2 separate regions of the Homo sapiens genome follow, and region 2 is linked to region 1. A link is a contact called in ENCODE Hi-C or POLR2A ChIA-PET data. All regions are on one chromosome and are shown on one strand. Each heading gives the region's core, a stretch centred on a gene start or an enhancer-like site at or near the end of the contact. The rest is flanking DNA. Distances are from core to core; before and after follow the strand shown.

Region 1 (5,451 bases), core at 2,024-4,523:
TGACTACTTCTTTGTACTCCTATTTCCAGAAGAATTTTTATATTTGCATTAAAATCTGGGGGCTGTGGAAATGTTACCGGCTTAGAGAAGCCTTAATGATGTACTCCCAGTGATCTTTTCAAAACCAGTAGCTAAATATGACAGGTCCCTGCCTTAAGCCCTGTAACAATTTCCCACTGATCTTGGGAAAAGGACCAGTGCTTGGTGCAGCCCTCCGTCGTCCTCCCTTTCTAGCCACCCTGGCCTCTTCCCATCTTTCCTGACCCCTCTGAAGTTGCAGGGGCTTCAGCTCAGCTTCCAGAGTGCTCTTCCCTCCCCGGTCTCGTCACCGCTAACTCATCTTTCTAAACTCGGCACCAGCCAGGATTTCCTTAAAGAAGCCTGAGAGGGAGGTTGGCCCTCCCTGTGCTGCACCGGATCACCCAGCAGCTGGACGCCGTCCTTCCCATGGTCTGTGGCCAGTGCCTGCCTCTCCTGCACATGGGAAGGCATCAGGACGAGGCTGGGTCTGGCGATACGAGTCCCTCTGTGCTCGTCTGCTCCGCCTGCTGTGAAATACCTTAGACTAGGTAACGGCTACTCACAGCTCTGGAGTCTAGCAAGTCCCAGATTGAGGCACCTGCAGAGTGGATGAACATGTTCCTTTAGGCCTCTTTTATAAGGGTGGAAGTCCCATTCGTGAGGGCTCCACCCTCATGATCTAATCACCTTCTAAAGGCCTCATGTCTTATACTACTGCATTAGGGATTATAGTTCAACACAGAAGTTTTGGAGGGGGACACAGACATTCTGACCTCAGCAATCACATCATCCACAGTTCATTTACTTTTCACGTCCTTATTGGTGCGATTGCTGTTGGTTCTTTACTTGTCCCTTTCTTTGTTCCTCCCTTCCTGCCTCCTTTTCTCATGAATAGAATATTTGTGGTATTTCACTTTACCCTCTGTGTATTTTTTGAATGATTTATTGCATTCTATCTTCACACAGTGTTATGTGCTATGAAAATGAAGATTCTTGCAGCAGTGCATTTCCGGGGCCCAACTTCCTGTTGTCTCATCTGTTATTCCTACACATGCTACGAACACCTCAGCTGTTCATATTTTTAAACAGTTAATACTTTTAAAACAAACTAAAAATATTTACATGTCTACATATTGACAGATTCTAAAACGTTTTCTTGTATTTACTCTTTTCAGTATTCTTCATTTCTTCTTAAAAATTTGGGCTTCATTTTGCTATCATTTATTTTCATCCTTGAGACATTCTTACTATTTCTTGTGACACGTATTTGCTGAACGATTCTCTAGGTTGGCTAAGTATCTGCTTTTCTCTTCCATTCTGAAGGATCTCCTGCAGAAGAAACAGCTCTTTCAGCAGCCTGCATGCACCACTCCACTGTATTCTGGCTTCCAGCACTTCTGATGAGAACTCAGTGTTGTTTTTATTACTTCCCCCTACTTAGTTTTATTTCTGCAGGGACTTTAAGATTGACTCTGCCACTGACTTTCGGTGTTTGGACAACAAAGCATCTGGGTGTGATTCTTCTCATTTACTCTGCCTGGAGTTGACTGAGCTTCTTGAATCTTTGTGTTGATTCTTCCCTTCACTCCTGGCCATAGGTCTTCAAATTGTTCTCTTGCCCCATTTTCTCTCACCGCTCCTTCTGGGGCTCCGATCACTACAGGTATGTTAGACCCACGGGCCTCAGACACTCTGTTCCACTGTATTTTCATGCCTTTTCTCCTTGTTTTATGCTTAGGTCATTTCTATTGGTCAGACTTCAAGTTCATTCAATGAGTCTTTCCTCTGCTGTATCTAGTCTCCTATTAAACCATGGGAATTTTATTTCTAATACTAGTTTTCATTTCCAGCATTTCCATTTTGTTTTTTCTCATAGTTTTTATCTTTCTGCAATACCCCCCACCTCTTCATAGATGTTGTACACCTTTTCAACGAATTTCTGGCCTCACCTATCACAGCTATTTCGAAGTCTCTGATAATTGCAGCATGTCTCTTCTACTGACTCTTTCTAGGGCCATCTCCTCTCATGAACATGAGTCCATTTCTCTTGCTTCTTTGCAGGTCTTTTAAATTTTGATTATATAACACAATGTTTTATGAAAAACGAAGATTGTATTTAAAAGAACAGTAAAGATTAAATAACATTTACCCCCAGAAAAGAATTTACAAGCCTATGGGCAGGATCCGGATGCTGGGCCTGAACACTGACACTGGATGTCTTCTATGCTTCACGGCGAGAGATCTGCTTTCCAAACAGTAGGAGACCTTCCACCCACTTTAGGTAACTGGGTGATTCTCTCTTCAGTCTCACCCCCAGCTTCCTCTATTCCACTGCCACACTCCCAGCCTTTGGAAGGCAAATACGTTACACATGGTGAAGGGCAAGGGCGCTGCAGAGGGATGTGCTATGCCCTCATCCCACCTCCATTGTTGAAGTGTGAGTGGAGTTCCCACGGTGATTTGGGCTGCCCTGGAGGGTAGCCAGGGCTCTGCTGGGTGATCCAGGCCACCCTCGAGCGGGAGCCAGCGGCTTTCCTGCTCACCTCCCAGCCCTCAGGAGCCCCTGCCTTTTGCACACTAAAGGTTCAGAGTGCCTCAGAGAAAATGCATCCACTTTTAGGACTCCCCTGGGATTCTCATCTACCTTGCAAATAACATACTGCCATTTATGTTTTTTAAAAAGTTCAGAAACTTTTTGCTTTATCATTTTTTATGGTAAATTCTTTCTCCTGGCTCCTCTGCCATGGGAAAAACCACATACAGGTCTCTTTTCTCCTAGGAAGAAATGTAATTCATCTACATTTGAGTCTTCAGCTCTCTGATGGATCTTAGAAACGATGAGTCTGTGTATTAACCAGATTGTTCCGACGGTTATGGTTGGAACAAGAGTCTCTTGTGACTTCTACATCTCAATAAAAAATGGAATTCCAAAATATTTAAAAAATAAATTTGCAAAAATCACATTGAGCTTGTTTCTATGGTTGGCATCAAATGGATGGATCTGTATGTTGTCATCAGGCATTGATGCAGGTGACAAACTGTCAGGAAATGGGGGTTCTGGAATGGATTACTGGTGGGGTGGGGGCCACAGACAGTGTGAACTCAGCTCAGGCCGTCTACCAGCAAGCTGGTCATCAGGACCAGCCAAACACTGGCTTTCGTAAAGTTTGACTGAAGCACGGCAATGCCTGCTCATTTACATATTGCCTGTTTCTGCTTTGAGTGGCACAGCAGAGCTGAGTAGCTGTGCGGAAAGCACCATGAGGCTGGCAGCCTGGACGCCATGCTCTGACACTTTAGAGAGAGGGCGTGGGAAGGCTTTAGTTTAGGGGCTGCCAAGCCACAGAGCAGATGAAAGCACCCAGACGTGACACGGCACGGCTGTTTTTGTTGAACTTACTGAGTGAATGATGAACTCAGATTCTTGCTTTTTGGTTCAAGACATAGACTAAAAGCCAGGCATGTTCTGTGACTGCGATAGAGAATCCCTTGCTGAAAGCCAGGCGAACACTTGAAGCTGTGCAGTTACACCCCTCAGACCCTCATCATGATCTCCTGGGTCCCTAAGACTCTTCCAGCGGTGACTCCAACATTCCTGGAGACAGATGGAAAGACTCACTTAGCACCTTGCAGATCCAACATGATTATCTGTTCAGTGCAGTGTCCATCAGTGCCTAGGGCACGTGAGACATCCAAAAACACTGGTAGAATTCGAATGTTCCTCTTCTTTTCTCTCTCTTCATCCCTCAATTGTAAATTTTACAATTCCATCTGTAGATCACAGAATATCAGTGATGGAACCAGAGAAAGAGGAGGCATCGCCTAGGAAGTCGTGGGTTTGATGACGGTCATGGTAATTCCAGAGGCTTCGGCTTGTCTCCCCTTTGCATGAAGGGCAAGTGCCTGAGTAGACGTAAAAGCAGCAGCTGCATCACGGTGGCTTCCTGGGGCTATGGAGATGCGTAAGGGCAGGACGAGAACACAGTGATGCTGGATGGCGAAAGGGAGGGGTGGGAGCAGCCACCGCTGCCACACTTTGGTCACCATACATCTCAACCGTCCTCCTGTATCGGGAGAACTCCTCCACTTTTTGAGTCCTGTTTGAATACAGAGCCCTTGTGGCTCTGTAGGAAGTAAAAATACCAGAAGTCCCTTCCCAGCCTTCCTGGAAGCTAGGGTGTGGGGAGACGATCAACCAGTCACATCCATTTACAGCACAAACCAATCGGGCTCTTGCTGTCGGCAGTGAAGGTGTCCAGACACGATCCAGGTTTGGGGAATGCCATGCTGGTGGGGAAGTCTCGTGTCCAGGAACAAGGTCAGCAGTGCAGACTTCAAGGTGTGGTGTCCTCACAAGAACAAGCTGCTGCACAAGCGGTTCCCATAGGCAGGTTCCCAACGCTGGTCCTACTCCCTTGGTGGTTCTGAGAGCCACTCACTGGTGCCTCAAACTGCCAAAGGAGGTTTCCATTGCTTACAGGTCAGAAAGCTGGCTGACGTGCAGGATACCTGGAATATGGTTTCCATGATCCCCAGCGTGGCTGGGATGCCGTGTGTCAGCAGGAAAGGGCATAAAGTTCCTGCTGACGGTGGCTCATTCCCTGAGGCTTTCAAAATCCCCAACAGCACCTTATTTATTTCCTTCACCTAAAAGCAGTGTAGGGGGACAAGGAAACTGAGAGCTCAAGTTAATGAAAGTCTTATTATTACAACTATTTATTTTGAGAATTAAGATTTACATCATCTCCTGAGCCTTCCACATTTTTCTTTTTTTTTTTTATACAGAGTCTGGCTCTGTTTGCTCCGTCACCCAGACTAGAGTACAGTGGCACGATCTCGGCTCACTGCAACCTCCACCTCCCAAGTTCAGGCAATTCCCCTGCCTCAGCCTCCCGAGTAGCTGGGATTACAGATGCGTGCCAATGAACCGGGCTAATTTTTGAATTTTTAGTACAGACAGGGTCTTACTATGTTGGGCAAGCTGGTCTCGAACCCCTGACCTCAAATAATCCACCCGCCTCAGCCTCCTGAAGTGCTGGGATTACAGGCGTGAGCCACCGCGCCTGGCTCACTTCTTTCAACAATCCATGACTCCTTCTATTACTAGGGGGGCTGTATTTCTCTTTCATTGTGTGAGTTTCAAGATTTAAGGGTCACTGCAATAGTTACTGTTGATTTAATCCCACACAAAGCTACTTATAATAAAGCTGCCCTCTCAGATAAATCAGTTATTTTTCTATATAATAGAAATCCAAGTTTCTGTTTATGTTTTTTTCCTAATAAATAAACAACCGCGGTCTCTTTTGGAAAACAGAAGACCTCATGTTTTTCTTCCCTGCTTCTACTAGAAGGAGGATGCAATTTTTCTGTTACAGTGAACAATATCTCTAAATCTAATGCAACAAAAGACCTTCCAGCTTACATTTTTGA
Region 2 (6,181 bases), core at 906-3,405, 530 kb after region 1:
GGAAAGCCTGGGAAACTGTTACAGCCAAGAGGAGCCTAAGGAGACGTAACAATGAAATATAATGTGGTTCTCAGCTGAGATCCCGCAACAGAAAAAGGACGTTAGGTTACGATGTATCACTACTGGTTCAGTGATTGGGACAAATGTACCATATTAATGCAAGATGTCGGTAATAGGAAAAACTGGGTGCCAGGTATATGGGAATTCTGTGTGTTCAATCATCTCAATTTTTCTAAGTCTAAAACTATTCTAAAACAAATAGCAAGATGAGAGACCTAAACCTAACCAAAGCAATTACCACACTAAATGTTAACGTTCTAAATAGAAGACAAAAAAGCAAAACCCAAATGTTATGTTATCTACAACAAATGCACTTTATTAAATACACAAATAGCTTAAAGTAAAAAGGATATAAGATATACCATATTAAGGCTAGTCAAAAGAAACCTGGAGTGATTACATTAATGTGAGACAAAGTAAATTGAGAGCAAAGACTATTACTAAAGATAAAGAGAGGGGTCAATGAATCAAGAGGCCACAAAAAAGTCTTCAAAATACGTGAAGCAAAAACTGATAAAACTAAAAGGATAAACAGACAAATGCAAAAATTAACAGAACCTTTCTTTCAATAGTTGACAGAACAAGTAGACAGAAATCAGAAAGAGTACATTAATCTTGAACACTACCACTCAACTTGACCTCATTAACACTGACAAAATATTCCCCATAGCAACAGCAAAACACATATTCTTCTCAAGGACAAATGGAATATTTAACAAGACAGCCCATATTTGAAGCCATAAAATAAGACTTAATATATTTAAAGAAATTCAAGTCATACAAAGTATGTTCTTTGACCACAATGAAATTAAACTAGAAATTAATAAAAGAAAGATCCCTGGAAAACCCCCAAATATTTGTAAACTAAATCAAATATCTCTAAATTATCTATGAGTCAAAGAAAAAAAATCAAAAAAGAAATACAGTATTTGGAAGTAACTGAAAATGAAAACAATGCATCTAAATTTGAGAGATTCTGCTTAAGCACTACTTATGGGGAAAATAGTAAAACTAAATGACTATATCAGAAAATAAGAAAGGCCTCATATTAATGAGCTCTGCTTCCACCTTAGGACACAGAAGAAAGGGTAAATTAAACCCAAAGAAATCGTAAGAGAGTATATTACAAACATCAGAAGAAAGAATGAAATAGGAAAGAGTAAAACAAATGAGAAAAATCGATAAAATGAAAACACTAACTTTTTTTTTTTTTTTTTTTTTGAGATGGAGTTTCGCTCTGTCCCCCATGCTGGAGTGCAATGGTGCGATCCTGGCTCACTGCAACCTACGTTTCCTGGGTTCAAGCAGTTCTCCTGCCTCAGCCTCCCGAGGAGCTGGGACCACAGGCGCCCGCCACCACAGGCGGCTAATTTTTGTATTTTTAGTAGAGATGGCGTTTCACTATGTTGACCAGGCTGGTCTTGAACTCTTGACCTCACGTGATCTGCCCGCCTCGGCCTCTCAAAGTGCTGGGATTACAGGTGTGAACCACCATGCCCAACAGAAAACACCTTTTGATAAGGTCAATAAAACTAACAAACCTCTACCCAGACTGATTGGGATTATAAAGAAGACACAAATTACCAATAACAGAGATGAGTGATGTAACATGACTACAGATTTCACAGGTGATAACAGAGTATTATGAACAACTCTGTGCTGTAAATCCCACAACTCAGATGAAATAGACCAAATCTTTGTAACTATATAAACCAAAGCTCCCTCAAGAAGAAATAAATGAGTAGCACTATGAAAAAATAAACTGTAGTTGAAAGCTTTCCCACAAATAAAACTCCTGCCCAGGTGGGACGCAGTGGCTCATGCTTGTAATCTCAGCATCTAGAGAGGCTGAGGTGAGCGGATCGCTTGAGCTCAGGAGTTTGGAGACCAGCCTGGGTAACATGGTGAAACTCCATCTCTACAGAAAATACAAAAATAAGCCAGGCGTGGTGGTGTGCTACTGTAGTCCCAGCTACTTGGGAGGCTAAGGCGGGAGAATCGCCTGAGACCGGGAGGTTGGGACTGAGTGAGCCATGATGATGCTACTGCACTCAAGCCTGGGTGGCAGAGCAAGACTCTGTGAGCAACTAAACTAAGTAAGTTTAGTAAGTAAGAAAGGAAAGAAGAAAAAAGGAAAACTCCTGCCCACATGACTTGTTTCACTTCCTCATATGAGGGTGAAATAATACGTAACCTCTTCCAAAAACTTAAATAGAAAGAAAAACACTGAAATGAAAACTAGAAACCAAGATCCCAGGTGTAAAAATTCTAAGCAAAGTTTTGGTAAATGGAATCCAGTAGTATATCCAAAGTATACTGTATCATGATCTACAGAGGTTTAGACCACAAATGTTGGTATCACATTTGAAAAACAATTAATACAATTCATCCGAACACACTAAAAAACAACAAATATATGCCCATCTCCATAGATGACAAATTACAATATTCATTCCTCATAAAAATCTCTCAGCAAACCAGGAAAAGAAGAGTGCCTCATCAACATATAAAGGGCACAGACCTAAAACCACCACTAACGTTATACTTCATGGTGAAATACTGAGTGCCTCTTGTAAGACCAGAGACAACCCAAACGTTTGTTCATTCTTTCCACTTCTGTTCACCTTTGTACTGGAGGGCCTATCTAGTACAACGGGGCAGGATAAAGAAATAAAAGGCATCAAGATTGGAGAGAAAGTAAAACAGTCTTCATTCTAAAATAATCCAATCATCTATGTAGAAAATCCAATGTAATCTACAAAAAAGTGTCTAAAACTAATAAGTGAGCATAACAAAATTTCTGGGTTTGGACTCAATACATAAAAATGAATGCTTTGATATACTAGTAACAAACAACTGCAAATACAAATTTTAAAAATCACTTACAATAGCACCAAAAAATATAAAATACTTATAAACTGGATAAAAGATGTAAAAGACCAGTACACTGAAAACCAAAAAATACTTCTGAGAGAAATTAAAGATCTAAACAAGTAAGAGATACATCTTGTTCATGGATATTGTTCAGATGTCAATGTTCTCCAACTGATCTATAGATTCAGTGAACCCCCCAACAAAAATCTCAGCACTTTGTAGATATTAACAACCTCATTCTAATTTGCATGGAAATACACAGGAACTGGAATTTAAAAAGTAACTATGAAAAACAGAGTTGGAAGGCTATCACTACCTAATTTCAAGAATTATTAACAGTACAGGCATACCTCAGAGATATCATGGGTTCAGTTCCAGAGTGCTGCAATCAAGCAAATATTGCAATAAAGCAAGTCACACAAAGTTCTGTTTTCCCAGTGAATATAAAAATTATGAGTACACTAAACTGTTGTATATTTAATGTGAGATAGCAGTATGTCCTTAAAAAAAAAACTACAATACCTTCATTTAAACATACTCTATTGCTGGCTGGGCATGCTGGCTCAGGCCTGCAATCCCAGCACTTTGGGAGGCCGAGGCAAGTGGAACACCTGGGGTCAGGAGTTCAAGACCAGCCTGGCTAACATGGCAAAACCCTGTCTCTAATAAAAATACAAAAATTAGCTGGGCATGGTGGCACATGCCTGTAGTCCCAGCTACTTGGGAGGCTGAGGCACAAGAATCACTTGAACCCTGGAGGCAGAGGCTGCAATGAGCTGTGATCATGCCACTGCACTCCAGCCTAAGTGACGGAGTGAGATTATGTCTGGAAAAAAATAAATAAAAAGAATCTATTGTTGGAAAATGTTAACGATCATCTGAGCCTTCAGCAAATAATAATCTTTTTTGCTGGTCCTGCCTTGATGATGAGGGCTGACTGTTCAGGATGGTGGCTGCTGAAAACTTGGGTGGCTGCGGCAATTTCTTAAGACAACAGCGAAGTATATCACGTGGACGGACTCTTGCTTTCACCAAAGATTTCTCTGCAGCGTGTGATGCTGTTTGATATCATTTTGTCAACAGTGGGACTTCTTTCAAAATTAGTCAATCCTCTCAAACCCTGCTGCTGCTTTATCAGCTAGGTTTATGGAATATTCTAAATCCTTTGTTGTCATTTCAACAATATTCACAGCGTCTTCACCAGGAATACATTCTAACTCAAGAAACCATTTTCTTTGCTCATCCATAAGAAGCAAGTTTTACACATTCAAGTTGTACATGAGATTGCAGCAATTCAGTCATATTTTCAGGCTGTACTTCTGATTCCAGTTCTCTTCCTATTTCTACTACCTCTGCAGTGACTTTCTCCACTGGTCATGAACCCCTCAATGTCCTCCGTGAGGGCTGGAATCAACGCCTCTGGTTAATGTTGACATTTTGGCCTTCCCTCACGAATCACAAATGTTCTTAACAGCATCTAGAATGGTGAATCCTTTCCAGAATCCATCAGAGGAACCATGATCTATACAGCTAGAGCCTTATGAAATGTATTTTTTAAATAAGAAAATTTGAAAACACAATGACTCCTTGATCCATAGGCTACCGAATGGATGTTGTGTTAGCAGCCATGAAATCAACATTCATCTCCTTGTACACCTGTCAGAGCTCTTGGGTAACTAGGTACATTTTCAATGAGAAATTAAAATCTGAAAAATATCTTTGTTTTTTTTTTTCCTGAGCAGTAGGTCTAAACAGTAAGCTTAAAATATTCAGTAAACCATGATGTAAACAGATGTCCTGTCATCCAGGCTTTGTTGTTCCACTTAAAGAACACAGGGAGAGCAAATTTAGCATCATTCTTATGGGCCCTAGGATTTTCAGAATGGGAAATGAGCACTGGCTTCAAGTTAACGTCACCAGCTCCATTAGCCCCAACAAGAGAGTTGGTTTCTAATGTTGAAACCAGGATTAACTTCTTCTCTTTAGCTATGAAAGTCCTAGATAACATTTCCTTCTAATATAAGGCTATTTTGTCTCGATTGAAAATCTGTCATTTACTGTAGCCATCTTCATCAATTATCTTACCCAGATCTTCTGGATAACTTGCTGTTTCACCTTGCATTTTTATGTTATGGAGACTGCTTCTTTTCTTTAACTTCATGAAATAACCTCTGTGAGCTTCAAACTTTTCTTCTGCAGCTTCCTCACCTCTCAGCCTTCACAGAACTTAAGAGAGTTAAGGTCTTGCTCTGGATTAGACTTTGGCTTAAGGGAATAATTGTTGTGACTGGTTTTTCTATCCAGATCAAAGTTTCTCCATCTCAGCAAGAAGGCTGTTTTGCTTTCTTATCATTTCTGGGTTCACTGGAGGGGCACTTAATTTCCTTCAATAACTTTTCCTTTGCATTTACAGCTTGGTTAACTGTTTGGCTCCAGAGACCGAGTTTTCAGCCTATCTCAGCCTTTGACATTCCTTGCTTACTAAGCTTAATCACTTCTAGTTTTTGATTAAAAGTGAGATAAGTAAAACTCTTCCTTTCACTGGAACCCTCAGAAGAGGGAATGTAGGGCTATTAATTGGCCTAATTTCAATACTGTCATGTCTCAGGGAATAGGAAGGCCCAAGCAAAGAGAGAGAGAGACAAGGGAAGAGCCAGTTAGTGGAGCAGTCAGAACACACACGTCATTTATATATTAAGTTTGCCACCTTAAATGGTGTGGCTCCTGGCACCCCAAAACAATGGCAGTAGTACAAAACACCAAAGATCATCGATCACCACTAGCATTAATAATAATGAAAAGGCTTAAAATATTGTGAGAATTATGAAAATGTGACACAGAGACATGAAATGAATACATGCTATTGGAAAAATGGTGCCAATTACTTGCTTGATGCAGGGTTGCCACAAAACTTCAATTTATAAAGAAGGTGGTAGCTGCAAAGCACAATGAAGAGTAGCACAATGAAGCAAGCTCTGCTGACAATCCAAGCAGTGCACTACTGGAGTCAAAGCGGGCTAGCGCATCAATGAACAGAACAGACAGTCCAAAAATAAATCCAGACCTACGTGGACAAACGACTTCTGAGAAAGGTGCAAAGGCAACGCAGCAGAGAGAAGTCTTTCAACAAACAGTGCTGCAATAGCTGCAGATTCCTATGCACAAAATGAAAATAACTTTGATCCATATTTCATACCTTATACAAAAACTAACCTAAAATGGACCTAGAAATGTAAAATCTAAAGCA

What was found. A loop is a pair of places that touch in the nucleus more often than their neighbours do. ChIA-PET counts read pairs that join two places held with the same protein, here RNA polymerase II (POLR2A). Pooled maps may share reads with other maps.
Region 2: a pooled map shows a loop between it and region 1 (3-fold over the local background). The contact joins two enhancer-like sites. A Hi-C loop is called at or near these places in 2 of 50 pooled maps. POLR2A ChIA-PET finds 5 or more read pairs at or near these places in 2 of 52 experiments (B cell and BJ).

Annotation. Positions count from the first base shown.
Region 1 is chr10:314,123-319,573 of GRCh38, forward strand. All of the region lies in intron 31 of DIP2C (disco interacting protein 2 homolog C), which reads right to left. Among named protein-coding and RNA genes, the nearest start is that of ZMYND11, 180 kb to the left of the region's middle. RefSeq lists an enhancer at 425-924. Within about 2 kb of position 3,274, at least 4 of the 41 ENCODE cell types and tissues checked have a DNase peak (open chromatin) inside an H3K27ac peak, as active enhancers do; they include B cell, where a contact is called at or near this core.
Region 2 is chr10:849,921-856,101 of GRCh38, forward strand. The region is part of intron 5 of LARP4B (La ribonucleoprotein 4B); the gene reads right to left. Among named protein-coding and RNA genes, the nearest start is that of LARP4B, 79 kb to the right of the region's middle. Within about 2 kb of position 2,156, at least 3 of the 41 ENCODE cell types and tissues checked have a DNase peak (open chromatin) inside an H3K27ac peak, as active enhancers do; they include B cell, where a contact is called at or near this core.